2 separate regions of the Homo sapiens genome follow, and region 1 is linked to region 2. Evidence: read pairs that join two places in POLR2A ChIA-PET (ENCODE). Cell type or tissue: B cell. All regions are shown on one strand.

Region 1 (5,000 bases), 57 kb after region 2:
TAGAAACAAATGATCAGTCCTAAATATACTGTAATATATTGTAAAAAGGTTACTTTTTCTTCCATTTTCCGGAACTTATATTTTCTGTTTTGGTGGGTTTTTCTTTTTTTTTTTTTTTGAGATGGAGTCTAGCCATGTCACCCAGGCTAGAGTGCAGTGGTGTGATCTCGGCTCACTGCAACCTCCACCTCCTGGGTTCAAGTGATTCTCCTGCTTCAGCCTCCCAAGTAAGTGGGAGTACAGGTGCACACCACCACACCTGGCTAATTTTTTGTATTTTTAGTAGAGATGGGGTTTTTCATCATGTTGGCCAGGCTGGTCTTGAACTCCTGACCAAGTGATCCACCCACCTCGGCCTCCCAAAGTGCTGGATTACAGGCGTAAGCCACCACGCCTGGCCCTCAACTTACTTTCTTAGAAATCAAATCACAAGCACCTTAATGAGCACCTCTGTTAAAAACAAATTTATTAATTATATAAATGACACTGCTAGCTAGGACAAAAGAGCGTATATAATCAAAAACATATATTAAATTTCTTTTTAGATATAGTCTTCCTTGTTAAATTTTCTATTTGAACAATTCTTTTTATTTTTATCATTGGAATAGACCCTGTGCAACCTTTGGTTACCTGAAGAAATTCTGAAGCTCCATGTTGACTGCAGAGAGATTCTGCTGCTGCCTCTCCCACTAAATTTCCTATCAACCAGCTGAAACCATTCTTTCTGACCTCTGTTTGGTCAAAAGTAGGCCTCATTCTTCCAGCTACTGATCTAACAAGAACTACTAGGAGGCATAAAATCCTTGGCTAGGTTACCAAGTCACTGTGCAAAATGGAACACAGCAGAAGTTACTCATGAGCTTAAGAAAGTTAAATTTTGTTTATAAATTTCTTATCATCTACAAAGTTAAGTATAATTAACTCACCTAAAAAGACTTTGATTGGCCAGGCACGGTGGCTCACGCCTCTAATCCCAGCACTCTGGGAGGTTGAGGTGGGCGGATCACAAGGTCAGGAGATCGAGACCATCCTGATTTACACGGTGAAACCCTGTCTCTACTAAAAATACAAAAAATTAGCCGGGCGTGGTGGCATGCACCTGTAGTCCCAGCTACTCGGGAGGCTGAGGCAGGAGGATGGCATGAACCCGGGAGGCACAGCTTGCAGTGAGCCAAGATCGCACCACTGCACTCCAGCCTGGGCGACAGAGCTAGACTCTGTCTCAAAAAAGAAAAAAAAAAAAAGACTTTGAGGGGCTAGGTTAAAAAACCAATAATGAGGTCAATTTGAGGACAAAAATACCCTTCATATGAGGGACATGATTTTTACTTCCTCCCCAACACCCTGAACCCATTATAGCATGGGTACAAAAGGGTACTGAAAATGTAAACCCAGAAGGAGAAATAAACAAAGCTGGATAATCTATAAGTATTTGACAGATACATTAATTTCTCTAGATAATACTATGAAACAGTAGAATAATTTTCTCTGGTCTTAATATGGGTATGTAGTTCAAAGTTAAGATATATTTGGTTTGTTACTAAACACACCCAAAGTGTATGTACATTAACATTTACACATCCTGCTAGGGATAGTCTTTATAAACTATGGTGAATAGCAAACAATAAAAAGTTGTTTGAGCTGGCGCAGCGGCTCACACCTATAATCCCAGCATGCTGGGAGGCCATGGCAGACGGATTGCTTGAGTCCAGGAATTTGAGACCAGCCTGGACAACATGGCGAAACCCCATGTCTACAAAATTAGCTGGGTGTGGTGCTACGCACCTATAATCCCAGCTACTGGGGAGGCTGAGGCAGAAGGATTGCTTGAGCCCAGGAAGCGATGGTTGCAGCAAGTCAAGATCACGCTACTGCACTCCAGCCTGGGTGACAGAGTGATACCCTGTCTCAAAAAAAAAAAGTTGACTTTGTTCCTTTGTTCCAAGGCAATATGAAAGTGTTTTCACTTCCTTTTCTTTATACTAACAATGACAGGTTTAAATCTAAACTGTTAGTGTTAACAGCTGTGATAGAGTCTAGTAAAGCATTATAACAATTTTCCCGTGAATTGCAGCAGTAATTAATTTTATGAAAAAGTACTTTTAAATGTTGTATTGTTTATCTTTCAACCAAATTATAGCTTAGAAATTGATAACTTAAAATTCAAATATTTGGCCGGGTGCAGTGGCCCATGCCTGTAATCCCAGCACTTTGGGAGGCTGAGGCAGGCGGATCATGAGGTCAGGAGATCGAGGCCATTCTGGCTAACACAGTGAAACCCCGTCTCTACTAAAAAATACAAAAAAAAATAGCCAGGCGTGGTGGCAGGCACCTGTAGTCCCAGCTCCTCGCGAGGCTGAGGCAGAAGAATGGCATGAACCCAGGAGGCGGAGCTTGCAATGAGCTGAGATCACACCACTGCACTCCAGCCTGGGCAACAGAGCGAGACTCTGTCTCAAAAAAAAAAAAAAAAAATTCAAATATTTAAAAAAAATCACCTTATTTACATGTACAGCTTTCGCAATATCCAACTGCTAATCTGCCCCTCCCTCAAAACAGAATTTACTAATTTCTCTTTTAATTTAAAAGTTATCTGATATAATAATTCATATGCACAACAGTGTATGTACAAAGATAATTATTACATCTTTGTGTTGGAGTAGAAGACTGGAGACAACCCAAATGCCCATCAGTACAGACTGGTATATATGGTATCTATACATAATGGAATACCATGCAGCTTTTAAAAAGAATGAGATAGATTTCTATGTACTGACATAAAACCACCTCTAAGGTAAAATACTTGTGTTAAAAAAAAAAAAAGGAAAGTGGGGTACAGTGTACATCACACACAAGGCCCAGCAATCTCTTGCACATAACATTTACTACTTTGACCACGTCAACCTTATCTATCAAAGTAGCCATCCATTAATTCCTTCCCACACTCCCTTTTTCTTTTCCAGTTCTAACTTCTTATTGAAATAAGTATAATTTCACATGCCAAAACTTCCAGGGTGTTGTAAGTATAATCAACAAGGATGGGGGAATCTCAAGTTAAATACAAACAGAAGCCAAAAACAACTGTCTACAAAATTATACTTGGAGAAAAAGAGAACTCAAATATTCTAAAACACAGTATTTTACTGTATGCTGTAAAACTAAAACAAAGAGAACTACATACAAATACATACTTCAGTTAGTAGTTTGTTTTTTTCTCAGGTAAATATTAGAAATTCTGAAACTACTCCTTATCTATTCTAGGATTGAGCAAATAAGTAAACATCTTGAGCATAATGGGAGCTAGAATCCTCACCATTAGATAAGGGAACAAACATGGGTAAGGAGAAGTTTAGAATGAACACAGTGATGTTAGATCAAAATTGTGGTATCAATCAATGTAGAACTCTTTGTTATACACACACACACACACACACAACTAGATTTAGATAGGTGTCTATGCATACACATGCATATATATTTCATAGCTCTGCTAAAAGGGTCTAAAGTAATGATACTCCAGTATCAATGTGTATACCAAATGCCTAGATTCTGGTTTCCAAATACCATTCTGGAAAAAAAAGGAATAAAGGATCCTTGAAGAAATGTATGATTTCAGGGTTGGGGCAGGGAAAGTACAAGAAAAGCCTGTAACAAGATATGCTAAAAAGAAACTGTTTAATCCCACTGTGCAAATCTGGGACATTTTGAGCATCAAAATAATGATAATAATGGATTCTAACCTGCACAATAAAATAATCCTTGAGTCCATGTTCACATAAATACAAAGAGGGAGAGAAAGGGGGGAAGAAGGGAAATTTCTAGAGTAGAATGCCAATAAATGTATAGGTAATGATGAAGTATCAGGAAGTTATCATTTGACAACAGTATCAGACCACAAAACCAGTAGGTGAAAGTGTGATGAGAAAGAGAATATTTATCTCGTCTCAAAGTATCTCTCCAAAAGACACTTGTTAATAACAAAGAGAAAACTGGTAACTTTATGTGGAGAAACCTAGCAGGCACTACCTTAATCAAGAAACCAGGATTAGGCCAGGTGTGGTGGCTCGCACCTGTAATCTCAGCACTTTGGGAGGCCAAGCTGGGTGCATCGCCTGAGGTCAGGAGTTCAAGACAAGCCTAGCAAACATGGTGAAACCCCATCTCTACTAAAAATACAAAAATTAGCCGGGTGTGGTGGTGCATCCCTGTAATCCCAATCCTACTTGGGAGGCTGAGGCAGGAGAATTGCTTGAACCCAGGAGGCGGAGGTTGCAGTCAGCTGAGATCATGCCATTGCACTCCAGCCTGGGCAACAAGAGTGAAACTCCAACTCAAAAAAAAAAAAAAAAAAATCAAGATAAATTACCAGTAATGGAACAAATAGATACCACGTACATCTTTATATACTGCACTAAAAGGGACGCATCATTTCTATGATATCCCTGACCCAAAAAAACCCTAAATTTAATCATAAAACTCAATAAACATAATTTGAGAGATTCTACAAATTAAATGGCCTGTGTTAATATCAATGACATGAAAAAAAAAGATGGAGGAACTCTCTAGATTAAAAGAAACTAGAGACATGACAATTAAAAGCAAACTGTAATCCTGGACAGGACTGAAGTCCAAGAAAAATAACTATTTTGCTATAAAGGACATTGGAGGGCAATTGGAAAAATTTATATAAGGTCCGTGAATTAGGTAATAGTACTATATCAGTACTGATGTCTCAATTTCGATAATTTTATTGATTATATATAAGAGAATGTCCTTGTTTTTAGGAAACATGCACTGAAGAACGTTAGGGACAAAGAAGCATCTTGTCTAAATCTTACTCTAAAACAAATCAGAAAAAAATTCTATACATGTTCACACAAATAGAAGAATGTCATAAAACAAAAATGTTTTGTTGTATGTGTAATGTGCTATGGGCTAAATGTGTTACCCCTTAAAATTCATATGTTGAAGCCCTAATCCACAAATGTGATTAGTATTTG
Region 2 (5,000 bases):
TTAATAGCTTTTAAACTTAGTTATGATTAGCTCCTGGACAATCAGAGAAAGAGCGGGTTTTATGCATGTGTACCGTCTGCCACTCACTTGTCTTCTTAAAGAAGGCAGACCCTCTAAGAGCAAACTCATGAATTTGTAATAAGGACCAATTACTGATTAAGCTTCTACTCCTATGGAGTAGACACATATTATGAATGACTCTAAAACTGCCAGTACACCACAATTATGATTTTTAAAGTTGAGTTTAAATATTTGTTGCATCACAAAGAGTAGAGGGATTCCTACAGTCATCTTCACACTAGAGAGGAACTACACTAAGGCCATCTCCTAAGGAAATTTGCCTGCTTTATCTCCACTTGAATAAGAAACCACTGCAAACCTTAGTGTAGGGATTGTTAAACCTAAGCCCATAGGCAACATCCAGTTTGCCGCTTGTTTTTGCAAATAAAGTTTTGTTGGAACACAGCCATGCACATTTGTTTACATCATCTACATTGGCTGCTTTCATATTGCAATGGCAGTTGAACACAGTAGAGCTGAGTTGAATAGTTGCGACAGATCAGATGGCCCAAAAGCCTATTAAAATATTTACTCTCTGGCTCTTCAAGAAAAAAAAATGCCAGCTTCTGATTAGTGTTTTAAAACAACATCCATTTTGGTACTTATGACACCATGGATTAGGAAATGGGGAGAGAGGGGTATTTCAGGCCAGTGGTTCTTCTACTTGCCTGAGGTCACTTATGTAACTGCGGTCATCTAGAGACTAGTGGGGCTACAAATCAAAAATGGCTCTTTACTTCTCTAGCCAGGCATCTCTCTCTCTCCCACCACATTGTCTCTCCCGCAGGGTAGCAAGACCTCTTTACAAAGGTACTCAAGGCTCTAAGATAGTGAAATCATCTAGTCTTGAAACAGGCACAGCATCATTTTTGTCACTTTCTGCTGATGAAAGCAAGTCACAAGATCACCCCAGATTCAAGGGAAGAAAAATAGAGTACATCTCTTAATGGTGAGAGAAGCAAAGAATTTGTGGTCATCTTTGATTATTTTCATTCATGTCTTTAAATTAAAGGACATACTGCTTTCTTCACTGGGGAGGCACTTCATTACCATATTACTCTTAAACCCCTTTCAATTACCTAACTGGCAAATAAAGGAAAATCAGCAGGGAGGTAATATATTACCTGTTACCGTACATTCATCCTTGAAATAATGCCATTATAAAGTTTCCTAAAATTTGAAAAGTTGCCACCATTACTTACCTTCTTTTGCATTTTTTTTTTCAGCTTCACCATCTTTTTACTCCAGCTAAGCTCTAGAAATACTGTGGCTTCAGTCTTCCTTACTCATTGATTCCCTGGCTTTCCTCTTAAGTTTTGGTTTCCCATATACTGCTCCTTTTTTTTATGCTTTTAAAAAATATCTAAAAATAACCTGTTCTATGTGAGTTGTATTCTGTAGGCTTTTTGTATGGCAGTTAATTTGCTTATGGATTTACCTCTCTTAGCTTTTTTCTAAAGCAGTTAAGGAAAGCTGGAATTTAAATGAGTGTCTGAATGCTGGTGAAGGCAGAGCCTGTCTATCTCCTAGCAGCCATCTTTGCCTCTGACAGTTCACATGTGGCATTGTTGTGAGACCATTGCTTCTCTCTCCCTTAGAGGTTTTCCAGGTGCTATAGTTCTTGCTGTTGTGATTTCAAAGTAGAGACAAAATAGGTAGGGACAGGAAGATTGTTCTTGGATTTCTTCTGAAAATGAGAGAGGTGGGAGAAGAGAATTTTTAAAATATGTAGTATCCTGAACAGACCAAGCAACATTCCCCAGAAAACAAGAGATACCACTGTGCTCAAGAAACTTTCTCCCTAAATTGAGTTGATTATGATAATACTAGATTAAGTAACTTGCCCAGGTTCACAGAGCTAACTCTTGATTCTGAAACCTGTATACTTAACTTTTACTGCCTCCCTGGTACGTAGTGTAGGTTGTCATATATTTTGTCTGATTTAGGAGCAGTGTGATAAAGTACAGGATAAATGGCTGTCCATCATAGATTTGGACTCCTCGTGGTAGATGGTGTAAGACTTGAAGCTAATTACTGTTTCCTCTCTAATCTCTCTCTAGTCAGCCTCTCCTATTTTGTACAAATCAGCTCTGTAAGATCATGGGAAGCAGTGGTAGCCTTTTCTTTTCTTTTCTCAACATGATTTTCCCCAACTCCTGCTGTTCCCAAGTGTGAGACACTCTTCTCGCAAAACAGATTGGAGACCTCTGGCTGGTAAAATGAGAATTGTGGAGGTCAGGGTAGCAGTTCTGACTGTTAGTAACTGGCTCAGTGATCTTGAATGGGACAGTTTATTTCTCTGGCCTCTTATCTGGAAAATAAGAGTAATCTTTTTTTTTTTTTTTTTTTTTTTGTTGAGACGGAGTCTTGCTGTCTCGCTCAGGCTGGAGTGCAGTGGCATGATTCATTGCAGCCTCTGCCTCCCCGGTTCAAGCAATTCTCCTGCCTCAGCCTCCCCAGTAGAGTAGCTGGACTACAGGCATGCACCACCACGCCCAGCTAATTTTTCTATTTTTAATAGAGACAGGATTTCACCATGTTGGTCAGGCTGGTCTCAAACTCCTGACTTCAAGTGATCCACCCAGCTCGGCCTCCCAAAATGCTGGTATTATAGACGTGAGCGACCATGCCCGGCCAAGAGTGATGTTATCTGTCCCTTCTTAACAAAAATTAAGGAAATTACATGAAGTAATTTAACAAAAGTCCCAGTAAGATGCCCAAATTATAATTCATAATAGCTACTTCAGTTGCCAAAAGAATTGAATTTGTATCTTCCATTTCATTGTATTCCCTTCTCAGTAGAAATATGGTATCAGAGAGAAGCAAATTGTTGATTTCAAGGGACATTTTGTCAAAACTTGAAGACCTGGATAGATTCAATTTTTCTAATACCGGAGGGAAAATGGAAAGCTCTGTGAAAGTTTTTTTTTGTTTTTGTTTTTGTTTTTGTTTTTCTTAACAGACATTATAAATACCTAGTTTTTTAAAAATTCAGAGATTACAAAGAGATATTTAATGAAAAGGAAAGCTCTTCCCCATCTCAGTTTCCTCTGTGGGTATCTATTAATCCGAATATCAGTGTTTTATTCACCCTCCTAGAGATGTTCTATGCATTTGTAAACAGACTATACATATTTTACATTGTTTTCACTTCTTGCTTTTTTTTTTTTTCTTAAATAATGTATTTTATGTTCCTTTAATATGAATGCATCCAGGGCTGGCTTATTATTTTTATTGTTCCATTGTATTCTATTCTTTTTTTTTTTTTTTCTTAAATCGGCTTCATTGAGGGATAAGTACATACAATACTTATTTAAACATATAATTTCACCATATTTAAACATATAATTTGATGAGTTTTGGCAAAGATATGCAAGTTGTGTAACTACCTCCACAATTATATAGAGCTGTTTTTCTGGGGTTTTTTATTTCTATTGATTTTTTTTGCTTTACTTTTATCTGTATTATTTTCTTTTATTCTGCTTGCTTTGGATTTAGTTTGCTCTACTTTTTCTAGTTTCTTAAAGGAGAAGCTCAGATTATTGATTTAAAACCTTTTTTCTAATATAAACATTTCATGTTGTAGATTTTTCTGCTTTAGCTACATCCAACAAATGTACTAGTAAGGCAGCAATGTGGTGCAGCGCTAGGACTCCCCTTGTTTGCTCTTCTCTCAGACATCACAGTCCTTCACTGACTATTGTCCAGATTCATAAAATCAGTGTTTCATCTATTTTTCTGGCTTTCTGATTATTTAAAGGCAGAAGAGTAAATCCAATCTTCTTTTGGCTGGAAATGGAAGGTTTTTTTTTAAGCCTTTAAGATGACATTTACTTTCTTTCTAAACAATGATTAAATAAATACGTGTGTAGTTTCATAATTTCATAATTGTGCACACATATCCATAGGATCAAGTTTTTAAATCGTAGTACCCTTAAGGGTGTATAACAAGACTTTGGAGACAGACCAGAATTTAAACTCTAGTTTTACCACTTTTAACCAGCTATGTTCAAGTTAATTTATCTTTTTTTAAATATTGAAAAACTTATGAGATTTTCAAACATGCACAAAACAGGGAACAGTATAATTAACCCCCATATGTTCATTACACATATTCAAGAGTCATCAAGATATTGCCATATTTGCTTCATCATCTCTCTTCGTTGTCCCAGTTCCCTCATCTGTAAAATAAAAGATAAAAGCACATATGAGTATTAAATGAGTTAATGCCCATGAAGTGTGTGAAGCTGTGCCTGTCAGGTAGTGAGTGCTCTAGAAGCATTTGCTATGTTAAATGATTGATTACAACTTCTTGAGCACACACGGGAGTGATAAATGTGTTGATTGGGAATTTGGAGTGGTGAGCCACATTCTGATTGTTCTGGGAGGTTTTATGCATAAATATTTTTACATGTTTTTTTTTTTTTAATTTTACAGACAGAATCTTACTCTGTCACCCAGGCTGAAGTGCAGTCATCGTAGTTCACTGTAACTTTGAGCTCCTGGGCCCAAGCTACCGTTCTACTTTAGCCTTCTAAGTAGCTAGGACTACAAGCATGCACCACCACACCTGACTAATTTATTTATTTATTTATTTATTTTATTTTTTATTTTTATTTTTTTGAGACAGAGTTTTGCTCTCATCACCCAGACTAGAGTACAATGTCGTGATCTCGGCTCACTGCAACCTCCGCCTCCCAGGTTCAAGCCATTCTCCTGCCTCAGCCTCCCAAATAGCTGGGATTACAGGCATACACCACCACACCTCGCTAATTTTTTGTATTTTTAGTAGAATCAGGGTTTCACCATGTTGGCCAGGATGGTCTAGAACTCCTGGCCTCAAGTGATCCATCTGCCTCGGCCTCCCAAAGTGCTGGGATTACAGGAGTGAGCCACCACACCCAGCCACCTGACTAAAAAAAATTTTTTTTGTAGAGACA

What was found. Peaks named below come from ENCODE experiments on the same cell type or tissue, not always from the same donor. Only the 100,000 strongest peaks of a DNase experiment are listed, where the experiment ranks them.
Region 1: POLR2A ChIA-PET joins it to region 2 with 6 read pairs; 3 of 35 experiments call an interaction of 5 or more read pairs at or near these places.

Annotation. Positions count from the first base shown.
Region 1 is chr6:87,491,898-87,496,897 of GRCh38, reverse strand. The region is part of intron 2 of SLC35A1 (solute carrier family 35 member A1); the gene reads right to left. Among named protein-coding and RNA genes, the nearest start is that of SLC35A1, 21 kb to the right of the region's middle. In B cell, no CTCF peak of the experiment used is centred here; a DNase peak (open chromatin) is centred at 1,897.
Region 2 is chr6:87,549,040-87,554,039 of GRCh38, reverse strand. The region is part of intron 5 of RARS2 (arginyl-tRNA synthetase 2, mitochondrial); the gene reads left to right. Among named protein-coding and RNA genes, the nearest start is that of RARS2, 38 kb to the left of the region's middle. In B cell, no CTCF peak of the experiment used is centred here; no DNase peak of the experiment used is centred here.